2 separate regions of the Homo sapiens genome follow, and region 2 is linked to region 1. Evidence: chromatin loops called from intact Hi-C (ENCODE). Cell type or tissue: right lobe of liver. All regions are shown on one strand. Links, peaks and the distances in the headings refer to the core of each region. The heading gives the core; the rest is flanking DNA. Region 1 has its middle 100 kb from the start of DAPK1. Region 2 has its middle 150 kb from the start of DAPK1.

Region 1 (4,393 bases), core at 129-4,128:
TATTTTATAGAAACTAGAAAAAGCTGAGTGCAGATTCATAATAGCAGTTTCCAATATTTATGGACTTTTCTCCAGCCTCAAATGTATTAGTTACCAGTATCTGGGTTAAGAATTATTGTATAAAAGTCTTTGCCCTGTAATACGGTAGCCTAAAAAGATGAAGAAGATGATTTCACCTTCAAGCTTCATTTTGTAAAAAAGAATACAAAATTGGGTAAAGATGTGAGGGAAATCAGAAGTCATAACGAAATACAAATTTTTAAACACTGGCAAAAAAAATCATGAACATCATAAAATACAGGGGAATATCATGTAAAAATAAATAAAAATTAAAATCCTGACACATCTTAATAAGATTTTCCTTCCTACATTGTTGGCTGCATACTTTTTGACCATCTCTTCATATGATAAAGATTTCATAATATACAACATAAGAGTAAATATCTTTAATCTAGCCTGGTTGATTAAATTTTTAAGTCAGGCTGGGAGCAGTGGCTCACGCCTGTAATCCCAACACTTTGGGAGGCTGAGGCAGCTGGATCATCTGAGATAGGAGTTCAAGACCAGACTGGCCAACATGGTGAAACCCCATCTCTAATAAAAATACAAAAATCAGCTGGGCGTGATGGCATGCCTGTAATCCCAGCTACTCGGGAGGCTGAGGCAGGAGAATCGCTTGAGCCTGGGAGGCGGAGATTGCAGTGAGCCAAGATCGTGCCACTGCACTCCAGCATGGGCAACAGAGCAAGACTCCATATCAAAAAAAAATAATAATAATTAGTCAGTAGTGTAGACGATTCCTTCAGTATCACAACCGCTTTTGATGATGTCATGTAAGTTTCTTGGGATTGTGTTCAGATTTGGCAAAACTTCTATCAAATTTCCCTCACACGTAAGTTTTACCATTTGGAGGAGTTTTCCAGAGACTGGCTTCAGGCTCCATAGCTTTCAGACGATGCCTCTCCCCTGCCTCTCACACAGTTAGGGTACCAGCTATCATATGCATGTTCATCCCTCAGTGAGATGCTTGGGTCTGCCCTTTCATGTCTCTTAAGTCTCTATGCCAGGGGAGTAGGTGGGGGAAGTGTTCCTGGGAGCCATTTCTCCAAGAAGACAGCCAGCCATAACTGAACAGTAGCCAGGCACAAACAGAGTGCAAACCAAGTAAGCATGTTCCACTAAATCCAAATTAGATGTGTCCCCAACTCAGCTTTCCTTTAGATGGTTCCCCAAAATGTCCACAGCCTCTCGAAGTCCAACCATATTAGGGCAGACGTTGAGACAGCTGAGTATAAAGGGATCACCGGAGAACATCCAACCAGCCTGGGCACTGGGAAGAATGTACACTGGGGTGGAGCCTCAGGAAGTTGGTGCCATTTGCAGGAGAGAGGAGCCTGGCCTCTCCTATTCCAGGTGGTACCTGGGAGTCAATCTGTGAGGCAGGAAGTCTACTAGCAGGACTCTCGCTTTGCTGAAAGTCACTGTTTCCCTTTTTTTCCTTTTCACCCAATAAACCCTGCTCTTCTCACCCTTCAAAGGGTCTGTGAGGCTAATCTTTCATGGTTGTGTGACAAGGACCCTGTTTTTAGCTGAACTAAGGAGAAAGTCCTACAACAATGTAACAGAGAATAATTGTGTGTAGAGAGGCTAGGATATCTGGCATTTGTACATTTTACAATGCATGATCGTGTGAACACACTGCTACGACCCCGTGCAAGCAAGGGGCCCTGAAGCCAAGCTTCCTTAGAAAATCCACCTCTGGTCAAGCATGAGATCCATGTTTGAGTCCTGATGTGCCCTGGCAGGTGAAGGCAGGTTCTGTGTCTTTAACTGACAAGGGAGGAAAGGGGGTGACCAGAGGCGACAGAAGGAGATGATGCAGAGAAGGTGATGAGAAAAGCTAGTGGCCTGAAGCTAGTGTATGAAATAGGAGAAAAAGTACATTGAAGAATATGAGCATTTTTACAAAGGCAAATTGCGCTCTCCCGCGCTAGTCTGCGACAAAGAGTGCGTGTGTTAGCCAAGCAAATTTGTCATCAATGATTAACTTCTGGAAGAACAAATTATTTGACCTCTCCAGCTGAACAAACACAGAACTGCAGCGACTAAAAGAGCCAAAGGCAATGCTTCAGCAAAACTGAACACATTTTCATAAAAGTCCTGTCATTTTATGTCACAAGAGCCTTAGGGAAGCTTAGGTAATGGTGCCTCTTTAGCTAAAGAAAGAGATTTCCCTCGGCCTGGGTTGTGGCTGCAGTAAATGAATGATACAGAGAATGGCTTTAGATCTTGAGGTTGATTTTGCTACAGCTTTGAAAATGCCTAGGGCTTCTGAAAAGGAGAGTTTGATTTATGAAAAATATGTTTCTGGGATATTAACAAAGAAAATGAAGGTAGTAAAATGGTTCAAGGAGCCAGTGACATGCAAGGCAGTCATGTGGAAGTTTCAAGTGACTCTGTGCTTCTAGTCCTCAGCCACCAAAAAATTACTCAAAATAGCTTTTAATTTCTTTCCTTTTTTCATTTTTGAGACAGAGTCTTGCTTTATCACCCAGGCTGCAGTGCACTGGCACAATCTCGGCTCACTGCAATCTCTGCCTTCTGGGTTCAAGTGATTCTCCTGCCTCAGCCTCCTGAGTAGCTGGGATTACAGGCGTGCACCACCACACCCAGCTAATTTTTGTACTTTTAGTAGAGACGGGGTTTCACCCTGTTGGCCAGGATGGTCTTGAACTCTTAACCTCAAGTGATCCACCCACCTCGGACTCCCACAGTGCTGGGATTACAGGCATGAGCCACCGCACCAGGCCTCAAAATAGTTTTTTTTGTTTTTTTTTTTTTTTTTTGAGACAGTCTTGCTCTGTCGCCCAGGCGGGAGCACAGTGGTGCCATCTCGGCTCACTGCAAGCTCCGCCTCCCGGGTTCACGCCATTCTCCTGCCTCAGCCTCCCTAGCAGCCGGGACTACAGGCGCCCGCCACCACGCCCGGCTAATTTTTTTGTGTTTTCAGTAGAGACGGGGTTTCACCGTGTTAGCCAGGATGGTCTCGATCTCCTGACCTCGTGATCTGCCCGCCTTAGCCTCCCAAAGTGCTGGGATTACAGGCATGAGCCACGGCTCCCAGCCTCAAAATAGCCTTTAGCTAGAAAAGTTTATTGAGATACAGAATGCAAATGTGCAACCGTATTAATTCTCAGTTTCCTCCTTCTGTGCAGCTTTCTATCAGCAAGTAGATGTGTAAATAAGGAGTAAATATCCCTATCCCCAGGGAATTCTTGTTTCATTCAGATGTAGCTTAGCAAGGACTTCAACAAATAAAATGCAAATGAGAATGGAGAAAATGAATTAGAAACAAAGATCAGAATTCCTTTTTCATTAACTCCTTAAAAACCATTATTCCCCAAAAGAAAACTTCAAGAAATGGTAATACACTAAAATTAAAATGGAGTTCACTGCTTGTTTTCTCTGCCATGACCTTACTAAACTAAAATTAATGATCTGGTCATCCCGGAGGCTATGTCTTTAAGGGCATTTTCCCCTATAAAGTAGGAGGTCAGAATTCTGTTCTGAATCCTATACCCGAATTGTGGCTATTAAAAAACCAAAGTGTTCTCTCTTTAGGCCCTCAGAAGCAAGCACATATTAAACAACATGACAACAGCCCTGACGGATTGTTGTTCTCTTTAGAAGAGGTGTTGAATACATGCTGGTTCTTGTAATTTGTAAAAGAATAGCTTTAAAAAAAATTATAGCCATATGCATACATGGTCAGGGTCACCTACATTAGCTTCATTTTATTTTCATTTGTTTATTATTTGGGTGATAAGGCCTTGCTCTGTCACCCAAACTGGAGTACAGTGGTGAAATCATGTCTCACTGCAGCCTCCACCTCCTGGGTTCCAGTGATCCTCCTGCCTCAGCCTCCCAAAGTGCTGGGACTACAGGCATGAGCCACCATGATAGGCCACCATCTTTAAAAAAATAAATATTTTTAAAGTTTAAAAGAAAAGTGTGCACATCACTGAATACTTGGAAAAGAAAGAAAAACAGAAGCAAAAGAAAATCACCAATATATCTCTCATCCAGATACAACCACTGCCAACCTACAGGTTTATCTTCTTCCAGTATGTTTGCCGATCATGTTTTTTACATATCAATGTAAATACATGGAGTACTCAAAATTTTATATGTTGAATCTGTCTTTTCCTGATTGAAAAAAATCATTCTAGTTTATTGTGGATCATTTGAATAATATAGAAAAGTATACATTTAAGATACCACTATCCACAGACAACTTTTTAAATATGTTAGTATAATTTTCACTTTTTTTTTTTTTTTTTTTTTTTTTTTTTACCTAAATAAGTAAATATGTTTGTGAAGCAGCTACATTGTG
Region 2 (4,393 bases), core at 265-4,264, 51 kb before region 1:
AGCAGGAATGAGAGTATTTGGAGCACACAGTGCCAGTGGTTACAGAAAGCAGCCACAGGGTGGGGAAGGGTCGCGAAGAGGCCCCTCGCCCAGCTTTGGTTTAACCCTACCTGCTTTTCATCCCTTGCTAACCTCATCAGCACCTCACTAACCACTTGCCCCATCTGTGCCAGGCTCCTGCCCGGAATGCCTTCTCCTTGCCTCCTCTCTCCCTAAATCAAAGCCCAGAACAAGCTCTGCTCCCATCCTTGAATTCTGGATAGCCCTCATGGTGCCGTCTCTGGACTGACACAGGTTTTGTCTCGGTGGTTAATTTCTGTCTTTCCCGGTAAAAGGGAGAGGAAAACACCTTTACAAATTTATATTCTGCTTTTAGCCAAATAGGAGAAGGGAAGAGAGCTTTTCTTGTATCTGCTTCCTCTCCACTGTCTTCAGCTCAATATAATCCTTATGCCAAAATGGCATAATTGGGTGTGGAATATTTTGCTGCCCTACACAGGGAAGAGTGTGCTCTTGGGCAAGGCAGCTGTCTGTAGCTGAGGCCACCCAGAAGGAACCAAGAGCTGAGAACTGTCCGCCGACATCACCTCCAGTAGCACGGGCAGCAGGTCCTCTGTGAATGGGGATGTGGGTGGTGCATCTCCAGCCCACTATACATCCCCTCCATTTGTTATCCAGTGCTTTGAATTTTAGGATCTCAGCTCACATGAGTGAAGCTGATATTTTGTCCTGGCTTCCCAGGGAGTCTCCAGCGGTGACTCCTTTCCTGGGTTGTGTGACCAATAACCCGGTCCAGCTCACCATTCCCTAAAGGGCTTCCATCTTCATCCAGCAGCCAGCAGGGCTCCTCCAGCAGCTCCTGGCTTATTCCAAGTAAGTACTGGGTGGGAATAATGAAACTGCCCAAGTTTGTCAACAAGTCCCAGGCTGCAAGTCTGGGGCAGATGGAGTTACTTGCTAAGCAGAGTAGGTATACGAGGGAGAGGGAGGAAACCTTTCTTCTTCCAAGCCCAAGCCCTGGGAGGGCTGAGCTGAACTAGAAATGACAAGCACTCTGGTCATGTCTGAACATGCACAGATGGAATTTTAAGCACATAAAATGTTGAAGCACTAGTGCCAAAAGCCAGCTTTAGCAACAGATTTCTGCTGGCCCTCTGAGGGCAACAGGAACAGGTGAGCCAATGTCTCAGCAACGTGATGTCTGTCTACTCTTGTGCCTGGAGGAATGTGGCTCCTTAGAAAGCACCCGTGGAAATTTCTTCATGTGAGGAAGATGATACAGGGGATGAGAGAAAAGCCTAATGTCCTTTGCAGTTGGTCCCTCTCAGCCCATCCAAATCTAAGACAGAGACTCTTATTTCCTTCCCCATGGCCCTCTCTAGGTGTCTAGACCCAGACTCCACTCTCCATCTGGGGAAAATGGAAGCAGAGACTCTACACTTGGGTTAAGTCAAATGAGGACTAAAAAGGCTCAGAGTCCAAACATGTGACATTCCTGCTGAACAGATATCAAAATGAGCTGTGAAGTTGTGACCGTTATCAAAATGCGGTCCTCACCAGAAGCCAATGGGAAGTGTGATCACATTGTTCCACTACACAGGTGGCTATCAGATGCTTCTTAGCTCCTACATGGATGCTGGTGATTGACGATGTTGGCTCGAGGGGGAGGCTGGTGATTTTGAGTTTTGATGGCACTCCTATACGTAGGGTTCACTAGGGCCTCATGCTTTCCCTACAGACCTTACGAAGTTCTCTCCTTTTCCACTTCTCTGTCCAGGAAGTTTGCTTGTTTGGTTTTTGTGGGGTTTTTTCCCCCTAGTGGAAAGAAGAAGAGGAAACCCTGGTTCCCATATTATTTGTGTTCTCTCAAATCTACTGTGTTGCCCACGATGCACAAGACTGTTGCCCTCTTTATTTTGTATATCATTCTAAGAGCCTCTTCTTTGAAAACATGAAAGTTAAGGGGAAAAACATCATTTCCCTCTGGCTCTGGCCTCATCTTTCTGTGCAGTGGTGGTATTGGATGCCCCAGCTGTTTCTCAAATTAGGCAGCAGTGGGAAGGGGGCACATAGTAATGGGGACTCTGGGGGAAAAGCACATCCATTAACTTGAAAAGAGGATCCTGGCTGCATGCAGTGGCTCATGCCTGTAATTCCAGAACTTTGGGAGGCCAAGGTAGGAGGATTGCTTGAGCCCAAGAGTTTGAGACCAGCCTGTGGAGCACAGCAAGACCCCACCTCTACACTTTTTTTTTTAATTAGTAGGGCATGGTGGTGTGCTCCTGTAGTCCTAGCTACTTGGGAGGCTAAGGCAGTAGTATCGCTTGAGCTCCGAAGTTCGAGGGGAAGTGAGCTATGATCACACCACTGTACTTCCAGCCTAGACAATAGAACCAGACCCTATGTCTAAAAACAAACAAACAAACAAAACCATGAAGAGAGAATCCCACCACTTTGAAAATGTCTGAGTCAGTAATTGTCATATACCTCTCTGCATAGTTCCCAAAATAACAGTCATTTTAGACCAATCAGGATTTTCTTTGCACAGCCTATCCTAGCCTGAGGAGAGCCTCCAAGAAGGGCCCTACATCCTATCAGTCACCAAGGTGACTCGCCGCCATCTTGAAGGTTCTCCAACATGGAGTCTTGTGCCCCAGGTGTGAGTGGACAAGGGTCACCCTGCTGACCTTGTTGCCACAGCAGAAAGGAGTGGCTCCAGGAAGGAGCTGACCCAGGGAAATTTGGACCCAGTCACAGACCGTGCAGGGGGGGCCACAAATATGCTCTCTTTCTCCCCTCAGCTGAACACCATTGAATCTCTTCTCTTTAGCATTAAAGAATAATAATAAATAAAAGCAAAACAATTCTTCAGTGGAAGATGCACAGCCTAAACTAAATTAAAATTGCACCTCTGTCCCCAGCTTTACCTTGGTGCATTTACTTTAACTCTCTAAATCTTTGTGTTCTGCAAAACAGAGCTGCTAATCCCAGCTACACAGAGTCAATTCCAACAGTGAATGCAGTGCTGGCTCTTTTCCCCCACGCATATGGGAAAGGACACATGGGTTGTTCTGTCAGAGCGTGACTCTTAAATTAACCACTCACCAACTGCTGCCCCACTTTACAACCAAACAATGCCATCCACCCACACTGTCAACCTTCTGAGGGCAAACTGAAACCATAGCAAAGCTCACAAACCAAGAAATAGCTCCTGATTCCTTTTCCAAAGTCAAAAAAAAAAAAAAATTGCAGGCTTGCTTCCCCCTCCTGCATGTCCCCAGACGGTGCACAATGTACCGGCTCTCAGTTGCCTTGCCTCCCACTTCTCTGCTCCTCCAGCACAGCTCCTGCCTCTTCCTGGCTCTTTGTTTGAGAGGTTTCCCGTTTTCTCTACATTGTAGTATGCAGTGCATTGGGAGCAAAGAATGTGCCCTTTTGTGCCATGCTAAGTACCTAGAACATTGTAAAGAACTTCTTAAATTATAAAACCCAGAGTGGTCCAGGAAAATGTGTAAGAAATTCTGGTTCCATGAGCAGATTTATGCGTTTACCTTTCTCTGAGCTTGTCTCTTATTCTGGTGTACTTTTAAAAGGAAGACACATTGGGGCTCCAAGGGACACACAAGCAAGTGTATATAGGTATACACTTGTACATCTGTTGGCAGAGGAAAGCCATCTCTCAATATCCATCACCAGGTGATTTCACTAAGTCTCCTGATAAATAATCACAGGAACAGTTGTATCATTTCCCACTTACTATCACCAGAGTACCTTGAGGTATTTGAGTAATTGACCTCTGTAAGGGCAGGTATAGCATCTCATTCCTCTTTGCATCCCACTTTCATTGCACTGTGCCTGGCACACAGTAAGCACACAAAACACTATGGTTGAATTGAATGAGCCATAATATAACTTGCCATAGTGCACTGTACTTAGAATGTTCACATATGGATTGAGTGGCTAAGCACAGTTGGTAGAAATACTGTTATTGCTCTCCAGCTGGGAGCAGCTTTAAGTGGCCCAACTTGAGAAGTGATTTTGTGCCTTCACTTTTGAAAGTAGAGGGAATGTCTCCGAGAAGGAGAAAAAAGAAAAGAGAAATAGCAGATGATAATAAATACAGGAGAGCCACATACCCACAGAGGGGACATTGTCTACAGAGTTTGAGGGACAAATCGAATATCCTTGCCTGAGACTTCTGTGAAATACCAAAATTGTTCCATCCCTGGAAGAAAGGAGCCTGAATATTTTATATGTCAAAGATATTGTACCAGGCTGGTGTGCATCTATAGTCCCAGCTACCCAGGAGGTTGAGGTGGGAGGGTCACTTGAGTCCAGGAGATCAAGGCCGTGGTGCACTATGATCTTGCTTGTAAATAGTCACTGCAGTCCA

Evidence for each region. Hi-C counts contacts between places; a loop is a spot of excess contacts. Peaks named below come from ENCODE experiments on the same cell type or tissue, not always from the same donor. Only the 100,000 strongest peaks of a DNase experiment are listed, where the experiment ranks them.
Region 2: a loop joins it to region 1, with 2.8 times the contacts of the local background. A loop is called at or near these places in 7 of 110 quality-filtered maps.

Annotation. Positions count from the first base shown.
Region 1 is chr9:87,394,202-87,398,594 of GRCh38, forward strand. No RefSeq gene overlaps it. Among named protein-coding and RNA genes, the nearest start is that of DAPK1, 100 kb to the right of the region's middle. In right lobe of liver, for the core only: a CTCF peak has its summit at 1,987; a DNase peak (open chromatin) is centred at 2,080; H3K4me3 peaks cover 264 bases; H3K27ac peaks cover 658 bases.
Region 2 is chr9:87,343,151-87,347,543 of GRCh38, forward strand. No RefSeq gene overlaps it. Among named protein-coding and RNA genes, the nearest start is that of DAPK1, 150 kb to the right of the region's middle. In right lobe of liver, for the core only: no CTCF peak of the experiment used is centred there; no DNase peak of the experiment used is centred there.